Linked DNA regions of Homo sapiens: region 1 is linked to region 2. The links are chromatin loops, found by intact Hi-C in ENCODE. Cell type or tissue: GM12878. All regions are shown on one strand. Each heading gives the region's core, and the rest is flanking DNA. Links, peaks and the distances in the headings are about the cores only. Region 1 holds the start of CREBL2 (cAMP responsive element binding protein like 2). Region 2 overlaps DUSP16 (dual specificity phosphatase 16).

What was found. Peaks named below come from ENCODE experiments on the same cell type or tissue, not always from the same donor. Only the 100,000 strongest peaks of a DNase experiment are listed, where the experiment ranks them.
Region 1: a loop joins it to region 2, with 2.8 times the contacts of the local background. A loop is called at or near these places in 8 of 110 quality-filtered maps.

What each region holds. Positions count from the first base shown.
Region 1 is chr12:12,605,495-12,611,976 of GRCh38, forward strand. It overlaps CREBL2 (cAMP responsive element binding protein like 2), which reads left to right and starts at 6,382. Exons shown (of 4, transcript NM_001310.4): 1 at 6,382-6,482. RefSeq lists silencers at 2,837-3,055, 6,436-6,482 and enhancers at 5,751-6,482, 6,096-6,175, 6,226-6,275. In GM12878, for the core only: a CTCF peak has its summit at 3,379; a DNase peak (open chromatin) is centred at 3,347; H3K4me3 peaks cover 282 bases; H3K27ac peaks cover 481 bases.
Region 2 is chr12:12,472,458-12,478,939 of GRCh38, forward strand. DUSP16 (dual specificity phosphatase 16) reads right to left here. Exons shown (of 7, transcript NM_030640.3): 7 at 825-5,558. The coding sequence ends at 4,376. Among named protein-coding and RNA genes, the nearest start is that of DUSP16, 87 kb to the right of the region's middle. In GM12878, for the core only: a CTCF peak has its summit at 2,732; a DNase peak (open chromatin) is centred at 2,634; H3K4me3 peaks cover 599 bases; H3K27ac peaks cover 2,352 bases.

The sequences.
Region 1 (6,482 bases), core at 1,981-4,480, 130 kb after region 2:
ATTTGAAGTGTTAGTGGCCCTGGGGAAAGGACTGGAAGGATTTATAAGCCCCTTGAATGAACGCCGTGGCACTCAATCTTAACACCAGAAATCTAAGGTACAACTGAAAATTACTCCTTTTGGACAGAAAGGAACAGAAGGGAGAATTGGTTTTATTTTTTCGGGTTGTTTGTTTTTTGTTTTTTTTTGAGACGGAGTCTCGCTCTGTCGCCCAGGCTGGAGTGCAGTGGCGCAATCTCGGCTCACTGCCAGATCTGCCTCCTGGGTTCATGCCATTCTCCTGCCTCAGCCTCCCAAGTAGCTGGGACTACAGGCGGCCGTCACCACGCCCAGCTAATTTTTTGTATTTTTAGTAGAGACGGGGTTTCACCGTGTTAGCCAGGATGGTCTCCATCTCCTGACCTCGTGATCCGCCCGTCTCAGCCTCCCAAAGTGCTGGGATTACAGGGGTGAGCCACCGTGGCTGGCCGAGAATTGTTAAAGAAGGTACTGGACTATACTTTCTCAGCTCTCTCCTACCTCCCCGACCCTAACCCCCATGGGTATCCAGTTTCTACTTGCTGCTCTTCAAATGCTGAAAGCCCAACCACAGCAATCAGATCTACTCAGATCTTCCCCCTCTTATAACATCCATCCTCCAAAACCATATATTCCTCTTTTCTCCCCCATGTAAACCCTGTGTTAAATTAATATTTAGGGAGCAGGTAAGAGAAAAAGAAGCATATCCATACTAAAGTGTAAATGACTAATAGGGATGCTTGGAAAGCCCTCTCTTACAAAGGGTTGCTCAGTTTTAAACAGTTGCTTATTGGCCAAATAAATACATTTTCTATTATTTCCTCAAATAAGGGCGCATTTTATTCTTTCTCACTGGGCGAGGGACGTATATGGCTTAGAAACAGCAACAGTAGGCCAGGCACGGTGGCCTGTAATTCCAGCACTTTGGGAGGCCAAGGCAGGTGGATCACCTGAGGTCGGGAGTTTGAGACCAGGTTGGCCAACATGGTGAAAGCCCGTCTCTACTAAAAGTACAAAAATTAGCTGGGTGTGGTGACACATTGTAATCCCAGCTACTCGGGAGGCTGAGGCAGGAGAATCGCTTGAACCTGGGAGGCAGAGGTTGCAGTGAGTCGAGATCACACCACTGCACTCCAGCCTGGGCGACAGAGTGAAGACTCCATCTCAAAAAAAAAAAAAAAGAAAGAAAGAAACAACAACAGTATTTTAAGCAGAAAAGAGTAAATAGTACAGTATCAAGAACTACTGGTGTTGCATTTGAAGGGAAGCTTTTAGTATGTTGGTGAAGGGGAAGAGGTGAGGGAAAGTTTGAGCTTGGAAGGTTTTAGTTCCTTGAGCTTCATTTTCTCTTCCTTATTTTTATGCTGATTGGGTCTCTTTTTCCTTGTCAACAGACTGCTTCAGTACTTCTTGGCTTTATTTATTTATTTTGCTCCTGCTAACAAGCTGGAGGCTGAGTTATGTGCTCAGTCTGAAAATGTTCCTTTTGACTGTTGTCTCTGAACTTTCTAACCAATACAGAGAGTAAATAGGTACTGTGCTGTATGCAAATGTAGGCATATTTGTCCGTGTAGGCCAAAGGAGGGGAGGCATGTTGCAAAATGCCTTTAGAACAAAAACAAACGTTTCCAATAGAGTATTTTATAGCCTTTTGAAAATAAGCTAAACTTTTAGAAAACGAAAAGTACAGAGGAAGACTTATCTATAAAATAAATTGGAAAAAACCACACACAAAACAAAACATGACTAATACTTCGACAGTGAGTTCACCTCAAGCATTTCATGAATTTCACATGACCCACCCACTTTTTCTCTGTACCTCTGAGGATTACCATATTAGCAGCAATAATTACTCTTTTGTTCAAGTGCCAGATTTACATATCAACGTAGCCATGGCATTCCTGAATGTAGAATATTGTACTGTTCGCCTCGTTTGTGGTTTCTATAATAAGGTTAATTTTTGTTCCCTTACCCTCCTCACTTAATCTCATGCCACCCCCTACCTTTCTTCAATTAGTGGTTTGTTTTTTACTTTGAATAGTTTTTCTCCTTTCCTTTCTCAGTCTCTGTGTCATGATTTGAACTATCCTCAAATTCACTGTACGAACCATGCTGCATTTAAAACTTTTTATCACCCAGCCATGGATGATCAATTCTTTGAAAAGACAAGCCAAAGACAGAGAAGTTATGAATGGGCATTTCTAGGATGACTCTAGAATACCTTCTTCCCCAAGTTTAGGATGTGTGGTAAGATGCGTCAGAAGTTACCATGGTAGATTTCATGGCCATCTTTGTCTTTTTTTTTTTTTTGAGATGGAGTCTCGCTCTGTCACCCAGGCTGGAGTGCAGTAGTGCAATCTCGGCTCACTGCAAGCTCTGCCTCCTGGGTTCACGCCATTCTCCTGCCTCAGCCTCCCGAGTAGCTGGGACTACAGGGGACTGCCACCATGCCTGGCTAATTTTTTGTATTTTTAGTAGAGATGGGGTTCACCGTGTTAGCCAGGATGGTCTCGATCTCCTGACCTCGTGATCTGCCTGCCTCAGCCTCCCAAAGTGCTGGGATTACAGGCGTGAGCCACCACACCCGGCCCATCTTTGTCTTTTCCTTGGTAGGCCTTTAAAAAAAATTATTGCTATTTCTAGATTTTATTGGAGATGGATCTAGCAAAAATTTCCAGAATTGCATCAGACATTTTTAATTTCCAATGGATGTTTGGAAAGGGTTGGACAGTTTTAAAATTTTTCAGACTCAAACATGTCAAACTGGCCAGGTGCAGTGGCTCACACCTGTAATCCCAACACTTTGGGAGGCCAAGGTGGGCCGATCACCTGAGGTCAGGAGATTGAGACCATCCTGGCCAACATGGTGAAACCCTGTCCCTACTAAAAATACAAAAATTAGCTGGGCATGCTGGCACATGCCTATAATCCCAGCTACTTGGGAGTCTGAGGTAGGAGGATTGCTTGAACCCGGGAGGCAGAGGTTGCAGTGAGCTGAGATCATGCCACTGCACTCCATCCTGGCAACAGAGCTAGACTCCACCTCAAAAAAGAAAAAAAAAAGTGTCAAACTAAATGGAAAGCCAGCTTGGGCCTAACAAGCTATTTTAATGAGCATTCTTTCTCTGTGATGTTCCCCAGGGGATATGAGCCCAAGAAGACCCATGTGGCCCAGGGAGTAACATGATCATCTTGGCTCTGTTTAGACACCTGTGCCCAGCGGTAAGGGGACCAGGAGGCAGACAGATAGATGAGGGCATGGAGGCATGCAGACCCATTAGGAGTGGGTGTGCACCATGCTACTTAGAAAGTTACTACAAGAAACTCCATAGCAGTGACAGAGGCTTGATGCAACATAGGCCAACAGTGCCTCTATGTGGGGTGTCTGAGAGTATATGAAATGTGTTTGTGACTGTTGGGGAGGGAGTGAAGAGAGGAGAAATGTATGTGTTTTTTAAAGGAATTGCATGCCTTGGAGGTTCCTTTTGAGAAGATGATATAGGAAAAAAAGATTGAGAACCGTAGATATAGAACACATCCAGGATGCTGAGAGCACATTCTTCCCCTAACCATTTAAAAAACACTTTGCTGTGTTTGCTCTTCTAATCAGTCTGATGCGCAGCTTTCCCTGCCCACCATAAGTTTTACATCCTCTTACCTTCAACTTATCACCACATAGATATTAAACTTGATCTGTATTATTTTTTACCAGATGCTTTGTTTAGTGAATGGTCTAAGTTTTCTGTATGTCACCTCCTGGATTATAAAGTCCTTGAGGATTTACACTGTAATTTTAGAAGTTAATACACCTACTAGGTGCAGTGGCTCATGCCTGTAATTCCAGCACTTTGGGAGGCCGAGGCGGGCGGATCACGAGGTCAGGAGATAGAGACCATCCTAGATAACACGGTGAAACCCAGTCTGTACTAAAAATACAAAAATTAGCTGGGCGTGGTGGTGGGCGCCTGTAGTCCCAGCTACTCGGGAGGCTGAGGCAGGAGAATGGCATGAACCTGGGAGGCAGAGGCTGTAATGAGCCGAGATTGCACCACTGCACTCCAGCCTGGGTGACAGAGCGAAACTCTGTCTCAAAAAAAAAAAAAAAAGTTGCATGGGACACACTTTCCTAAAAGAGTATTTGCGGTTTATCTGAAATTCGAATGTAATTGAGTATTCTGTGTCTATATTGCTAAATCTGAGAACTCTACCTCAGTTGGATTTTGCAAGGGTTGAGAAAGCACTTTGTGAGTCTTTGAAAAGGTGTGAGCCAAAGGGCTCTTCAGGAGCAGCATTGACAAATATGCAATCTTTGTCAAGTTCTCAAAGGCCCGAGGTAGGCCAAAACAAAAACAACAGTAAAAACAAGCTCACTGACTTTATTAAATGAGGACACAGCCAGTTATTTTTAAAATAACTTTATTGAGATATAATCCACTCATTTAAAGTGGTTTAACTACAGTTAAACTACAATTTAGTGGTTTTTAATATATTCACAGGATGTGCAACCATCACCAAAATCAATTTTAGATAATTTTCTTTTCTTCTTTTTTTTTTTTTTTTTTTTTGAGTCGGAGTTTCGCTCTTGTTGCTCAGGCTGGAGTGCAATGGCACGGTCTCAACTCACTGCAACCTCCGCCTCCTGGGTTTAAGCCATTCTCCTGCCTCAGCCTCCCACGTAGCTGGGATTACAGGTATGCTCTCCCAGGCCTGGCCAACTTTGTATTTTTAGTAGAGATGGGTTTCTCCATGTTGGTCAGGCTGGTCTCGAACTCCTGACCTCAGGTGATCAGCCCACCTCGGCCTCCCAAAGTGCTGGGATTACAGGCGTGAGCCACCATGCCCGGCTGAATTTTAGATCATTTTCATCACCTCAAAAAGAAACCCAGTACTCATTAACCGTCACTCTCCTTTCCAGGATCCCTCCATCCCTGCCATTCTTCAACCCTAGCCCTTGGCAACCACTAATGGATTTTTTGGTCTATTTAGATGTGCCTGTTCCAGACACTTCATTATAAATGGAATCATACAATATGTGGCCTATTGTGTCTGGCTTTTTTCACTTCACATAAAGTTTTCAAGGTTCAGACATATTGAAGTGTGTATATCCCTTCATTTTTTTTCATTGCTGAATAATATTTCTTTCCTTTTTTTTTGAGACAGAGTCTTGCTCTGTTGCCCAGGCTGGAGTGCCGTGATCACAGCTCACTTCAGCCTCCAACTCCAGGGCTCAAACGATCCTCCCACCTGGGCCTCCCGAGTGGCTAGGACTACAAGCACCACCACCACACCCAAGTAATTTTTAAATTTTTTGTAACACACCCAACTAATTTTTAATTTTTTTTGTAGAGACTGCATCTTACTATATGGGTCTTCTTCCTTCTTCTTTCTTCTTCCTTCTTCTCCTTCTTCTTCCTTCATCGTTCTTCTTCCTTCTTTCATTCTTCTTCTTCTTTTTTTTTTTTTTAAATACAGTGTCTGGCTCTGTCGCCCAGGCTGGAGTGCAGTGGTACAATCTTGGCTTATTGCAGCCTCTGCCTCCCAGGCCCAAGTGATCCTCTCATGTCAGCCTCCCCAGTAACTGGGATTACAGGCATGTGCCACCACACTCGACTAATTTTTGTATTTTTTTGTAGAGACAGGTTTTGCTATGTTGCCCAGGCTGGTCTCGAACTCTTGGGCTAAAGCAATCCTCCCGCCTCGGCCTCCCAACGTGCTGGGATTACAGGCGTGACCCACCACCCCTGGCCAGTATTTCTTAATTTGTATAGTCCACACTGGTTTATCCATTCATCCAGTAAAGGACATTTGCGTTGTTTCCACTTTTTGACTATTATGAATAATGCTGCTAGGAAAGAACATTTATATACAAGTTTTTGTGTAGTCACTCGTTTTAATTTCTCTTGGGTATGGGAGTGGCCAATATTCTGAAGAACTGCCAAATTTCTTCCCAAAGTAGCTGCACTATTTTACATACTTAGTTTTTGTTTTTCGTTTTTTTTTAAATAAAGAACCTTTAGGGTTTCCTCAGCGTCCCAGAGGAGGGCCTGCTTCCGGCACCCCGCCTTCAGGGCTGCCTCCGCAGAGCACCAAACTCCCGTCCCCGCCATTCCAGGCCCTGGCACTTAGGAGCCAAAACCTCAGGTCAGGCGCACTTTGGGCCTCCAGCCCAGCCCCGCCTCCTCAGCGCTAGCTAGTAGGCAAAAGGAAAACAGCTGCCCCTTAATGAGGCTATGTGGACATCGTAGTTTTTTTTCCAGTCAGTAGCGCAGAGACTGTGATAAGAAAAATCACAATTCCCAGAATGCCGCGGTGCTACGGCAGCCGAAGGGGCCATTCCGTGTGCAGCGCTCCCGCCCACCCTCCGGTCTCGGCGGCTCTCCAGAGCGTCTGTAAACACCCAGAGACTGTCATGGAGGGGGAGGAGGAGGCGGCGGCGGCGAAGGGAGGCGTTTGGGGCCGCCTCC
Region 2 (6,482 bases), core at 1,759-4,258:
GATGGGACTGGGCGCTGTGGAGCAGGGGGCGGCGCTCGGGGAGGCTCAGGCCGCACAGGAGCCCACGGAGTTCGGGGAGGCTCAGGCATGGCGGGCTGCAGGTCCTGAGCCCTGCCCTGTGGGAAGGCAGCTAAGGCCCTGTGAGAAATTGAGCACAGCAGCTGCTGGCCCGGGTGCTAAAAGCCCCTCACTGCTCGGGCGGTGGGGCCAGCTGGCTGCTCCGAGCGCAGGGTCCGCTGAGCCCACGCCCACCTGGAACTCGCACTGGCCTGCAAGCACCGTGCGCAGCCCCGGTTCCCGCCCATGCCTCTCCCTCCACACCTCTCCCTCCACACCTCCCGGCAAGCTGAGGGAGCCGGCTCCGCCTTGGCCAGCCGAGAAAGGGGCTCCCACAGTGCAGCGGCGGGCTGAAGGGCTCCTCAAGTGCCGCCAAAGTGGAAGCCCAGGCAGAGGAGGTGCTGAGAGTGAGTGAGGGGTGTGAGGGCTGCCAGTGCGCTGTCACCTCTCACTAATTTCCCCTTAGTTTATTTTTTGTTTAAAATGGAGTTTCGCTCTTGTTGCCCAGGCTGGAGTGCAATGGCGAAATCTTGGCTCACTGTAACCTCCACCTCCTAGGTTCAAGCAATTCTCGTGCCTCAGCCTCCCAAGTAGCTGGGATGACAGGCACCCACACCTGGCTAATTTTTGTATTTTTAGTAGAGAAGGGATTTCACCAGGTAGGCCCGGTTGGTCTCAAACTCCTGACCTCAGGTAATCCACCTGCCTTGGCCTCCCAAAGTGCTGGGATTACAAGCGTGAGCCACCGCCCCCAGCCTCCCCTCTTAGTTTAATTCCTGGTCTAATTGTAGTTGTCACATCCAAACCAGTCCTCCAACAATAGCCTGCTGAGGCTGGTCATGAAGGGGCTCCGAGCACTGTCAGCAACTGGCCTGAACTTCAGGCTCTCCCAAGATCTGCATCTTCTCATTGGAAGCCTCTCACTGAAACAACTGTTCCTCCTGTTACCCTCTATCTCTGGAGGCTGATTTATTCTAATTCCCTTTATTCCTCTATCTCACTTCCACCTCTTTTTCTGCAGGGTCCTGGCCAAGATAGCTCTTCTAGTCTAGCTCACCCGGCCCAATCTTTCTTATAAATTTTCTTAAATGTAACTTCAACTCAACCAACTTCAAGGTCACCTGTGATTCTTTCTGTAGTCAATATTCCATCTGTTTGCACTGAAGCTTTATTCCTTCAATGCCTAATTTTTATGAAACTGATGAGACTAAGTTTCTAGTCTCATAAGTCATCAAATCTAGTGTCATGAGCAGAGAGGTTGTTGAGATGTATGTGGCAAGGACAAAGGACAGCTCTTCAACAATTGCCCTTCCTGTTTTTCCTGTAGGAATCGTAACATCATTTACATGTTATATCGAAATGGGCCATGTGTGTGTAGCTGGCCTTTTTTTTCCTACCATGTACTTGTGTGTTCTGGAATCAGTCAGCTAGAAAATATTTACCAAGTGTCTTAGGCTTTTTCACTGTAGTGTGCATTTAACGTACACAGTAAAGAATGAAGGCTGGCACTAAACTGTTAGCTAATCATCCGGTGTTCCATGTGAATGACAGAACACGGAATAAACCTGATGACACCACCACTTTATTTTGAGCTAAATCCTCATTTAAGTGAGAACAGGACAGGTTTCACCACTGCCTCCTTTGGCAACTTGAGTGGTGGTGTTCCCACCGAGTTTATGGCTGCAAAGATAGGTCTTTTCTCGTATTTATGTATAAACAGGTACCAGTTTTGATTTTATTTAATCATTTCATACATTAACATACATGACACATCAAAATGAGAAATGCACAGTTTAACCGTTCAACAGCTGGCCTTACTTCAAAAGAACACTATATTCATATTAAACATTTACAGTCTTTCCATCTAACTTTACACATGTCCTAAATCATTTTCCAGCACTTCTCACATAGAAGTCTAGTTTTGCTCTTTAAAATCACCATCTGTATCACCCCTAGTAGACGCGAGGGTTTCCCCAATTACATGCTGAAGAGAGCCAGCCACCACCCCACCTAAAGACATCCAAGCAGCTCCAGAGCCTGCCTCCGAGGCCACCCCTTCGCCACGGCAGTCTCGATTCCAAGAACTGATTATCTGACACTAGTGAACCAGCACTAAAGGCTGTAGGATGTGACTACATCACAGTTCCAGAAGGAAGGGGGACCATGGCCAAGAGAAGCCCTAAATGACAGAAGCTCATTAAAACCAAGTCCCCCAAACCTCCTGAAACATCGTTAGCAAGGAGCTACTGCTTTCCTTTCTTAAACATGTTTTGGGCATGACCACACTCTGGAAGTGGTGAACTGTTACACATTTGGTGTGTGTGTACATAACATCAAAAACTACTGTGTGAAACTTGAGAATGTCTGATTAAAGATTTCAATGTATATCTAAAAACTAACTCAAATCGTTGACCAGCACTTTCCCAGTATCATAACAATGCGGCTGACCCTCTTCTGCCTTCACTTTACACCCCATCATAGCACATTATTTGTGCACAACTAGTGAGGTCTGTGCGGCTCATCATCCCCATAACCAAGTCGGTCTGTGTTGAGTCATATCATTCTGTGCTGGTTTTAGAAGTCACCATAGGAAACATGAAGTCACATCCTGGTCAAAAAACTGTCCATTTCTCAAAAACAGAGAAAAACCTGAGATACGAGGCAGCAACTAGCGACACTTACAGGAAGGGAAAGAACAATGACAACACCCGCCCAGCCCCACCCCCAAAAAGCTGCTGTTGTGAATTAAGGCTTCAAAAGAGGACCCACATTGTAGCTGATAAAACTCAAGCCAGGAGGATGTTTGAAAGCCAATCTGCACTATCACTTGTTCCAGTGACCTCCTATGTTCAGCTGCCAGGACCGATTCCATACAGTGATTGTAGGTTGAGGACTGAGGACGCCCCTTTGCTCTCGCTCCATTTTGATTTGCTTTTTCCACTGAAGACACGCCGGCCAGCGTTTCCAAAAACAGCTTGGCCATGGCTTTGCACTCTATTCACAACTGATCAAAACTCAATGGTCTTCTCAGCTTTCTCAACCGTTTTATTCTGAATATTCCTTCCTCACTAAAGCCTCTCTCAGCCCTACTAGTAAATGTGAAAGTCTGAGGCAATCATAGAAACATCAGCCCCATCGCATGCCGAGGGGATAAAAGCCACTAAGGAAACAGGTTTCCTGCTTCTCCTCAGCAATTTGTACCTTTCTTAATCTTCCCATAATTTACCTCCCTAGGAAGTTTCCTATAAAATTCTGCCATATTATTACATTTTACCAACTGTATCCATGCAGTGAAGCAGAAAGGGCAAAAACATCTGCTTTGGCTGAGAATTTGAAGGTGCTGCTGCTCTGCTACCAACCCAAATAAATTCACATTTGGCTTGAAACCAAGTTCATCTTTATTTAAAGGATTGACAATCCCATTTTAAACAATTCTTTGATTTACAAAGAGGGAGGTAGACTCGTTAGCCTCCCAACCTTAGCTTAAATCGTGATGTTGCCAGGTTCCTGGTGGTTCAGCTGAATCCTAGACAGTTTCCCTTCTCTTCATAAAGCTGAGAAGAAAAAAAAATTATCTCCATCTAGGCCCACGGGAATTTTGTGCATAGACAGTTTGAATTGGTCTGAAAAGTGTGACTAGCTACCTACCTATTCACAATGCCTAGAAAATGGGCTACCAGATATGGTAGTGGTCAAAGCCCCGACTTTCCTGTCTGAGGTACTGGGTTTGCTCTAAGGTAGACCTTGGCAAGGCCCCTAATGGTCCGTCCAGCAGAGTGATGCTCGTGTCCCTCGGCTGTCAGGTGAGCGTGGGTTTGTGAATCAGCTTTGGATAGGATCATTTCTCTTGGATTTACCACTAGGCTCTGTCCCTAACAGGGTCTACCTACCTGACCCCCAAGCTGGCTCAGTCTCAGCGCTAAGGTGTACTATGGAAGGGTCCGGACAAAGACTAATATTTGAGATCTCTTAGTAGCACAACGTGAAAATGGTAGGGGATTTTGTCCTCCAACACCAAAGACACTTGCTTTTTTAAGAACAAGAGGATGTGTAATTCACTGAATAAAATGGTTTTCCTCCGTCTAGGGGGGATTCTAGCATCTGCCCTTCCATTTTTGTTGAGAGAAGTATTAGCTGATCTCTCAAATGCAGATGTTAAGAGAGTAACAACTGGGTTGATCCACCTGTTGCTTTTACACCATAGCTCCATTTTCCAAAAATATATATGTATGTACATATATATATTTCAGATTTACAGGGAATTTTTTTGTGAACAAGAAAAAAAAATTGTCTATAGAAGTCACAAGTGTCTTTCTTCTCAGGAGACCTCAATGATTTCCATGCTGCCCGAAAAGCTAGACTGACTGCCCACTTTCCCCAGCTCTTCCCGTGACCTGTTCTCTGACATGATGCTCTCTCCAAATTCCATTTGGCAGCTTCTGCGTTTAAACTGCTTTTCAAAGGGGCTCTCTTCATGCCAGCTCCGCCGCGAGTCAGCTCTGTCACTTGGCTTCTGCCGCCTGCGCACAGAATAGACTTGGTCTCCGCAAGTGGGCAGCTGGCTGCAGCTGTAGGCAGAGTAACTGGCACTGCCTCCGTAGATGGCTGAGGCAGAGTAGAAGTGTGAGGACTCTGTGGCAAAATACCAGCTGCTGGTCAGGGAAGGGGTAGAGGTCTGGGGGGCCAAGATATCCGAGTGCCAGCCCTTAAGGCCCAGGCCAGCAGACTTCGTGAGGTGCTGCTGGCTGGTGGAAAGGCCGAAAAGGAAGCTGGTGTGGTAATTGTCCTCCACGCTCCCACTTCGATGCAGTGGAGATAAAAGGGACCTCTGGGCGGTGCCACTGCTGCTGGTTCTGACCGAATGCAATCGCTTGCTCTGGCTGTCTGAAGGCCTGGCGGTCTGCAGCTTCTTGGGGATGCTGGCTTCCTCCTTATCAGGACTGGTTTCGGGAGTCTGCTCCGATAGTTCCTGAACAGGGGAGAACTGGCATAGCTTGTTGGTCCCATCCAGAGTAGTGGAAGGTTTGTAGTATTCCAAAGCATCTTCTGATGAGGAGAAGCCATGTAAGGATGCTGCCATGCTGGCTGAATATGAAACTGATTTGATATCCAGAGAGAAGGAACGCTTGAGCTTATTGCTGTCTTCCAGCCTGTCTGCGGACAGGTGCAGCCCACTGAGCGCCTGTACCAGCGGGCTGTCCTCTAACAGCGACGGCTGCACGCTGGGCACGCTGGGCACGCTGGCGGGATGCACGGGCCTTTGTCCTGCTGCCTCTGAGGTAGCAGAGTCGGCACAGGGTGGACTGAGGGGCGTCTCGCTTTTCTGTCCACCCTCTGAGACAGCAGGGACAGGTTCATTTGGCTTCTCCAGGTGCAGCAGCTTGAGTTTGCTCTTTGGCCCTGATGCTCCAGTCTGGTTCTTAATCTTCTTCTCATAGTCCAGGAGTTGGCCCAGAAAATTGAAGTTTGGAGATATAGTAGGTCTTTTTTCTTTCACAAATCTGCAGAGAGAGGAAAAAACAAAAACCCGAATTTTACAACTACACTTTATCTTAAGAATATTAAGTGAATAAATGAGATAGGGAATTATCAGGCAGACCTCAAAAACTTTGGAAGATGATTGGTTTACAAGTTCGGGGAGATGCTTCAAGGTGGAGAATACAAAGGCCCTAGGCACTGGGGAAGCTTTGCACACATCCTGGAGTATGCCAGAAGAGGCAGCTGGGCCCCAAAGGCTCTAGTTTTTGTCTCCTTATTTTCAAAGGCCCAGGGCTCCCAATGCAGCTGATAAGAGATGGTATGGGGTTTTGTTGGTGGTGGTCTTTTTTTTTTTTAAGAGACAGAGACTTGTTCTGTCGCCCAGGCTGGAATACAGTGGCATGATCATAGCTCACTGCAGCCTCGAATTCCTGGGCACGTGCAGTCCTCCCACCTCAGCCTCCTGAGTAGCTGGGATTACAGGACTACACGCTTGGCTAATTTTAATTTTTAAAGTTTCTTTTGTAGAGAAAGGGTCTCACTGTGTTGCCCAGGCTGGTCTTGAACTTCTGGGCTCAAGTGATTCTCCCACCTTGGCCTCCCAAAGTGCTGGGACTACAGGTGTGAGCCACCATGCCTGGCCAAGAGATGATTATTTATTCACCACCAAGGACACCCCTGACACACACACACCAGTGCTACCATCAAAAGTACAGTATAACAGCCACTCTCCTTCTTCAATTTCCAATGTCATCCCCTCTTAAAGTCACCAGTCACTTCTCAAGACAGTTCACATTTTAAATTTAATGACAAAAAGAAGATGGTATCAGATGATCAAAGTATCAAAGCAACACTTCTTTTTATAGTCAACATGACAGACTAACCAAGACAAAGTGGTCTCTGTGTGCTAAGCACTGTGCTTATGCACTGAATCATCATTTCATCCT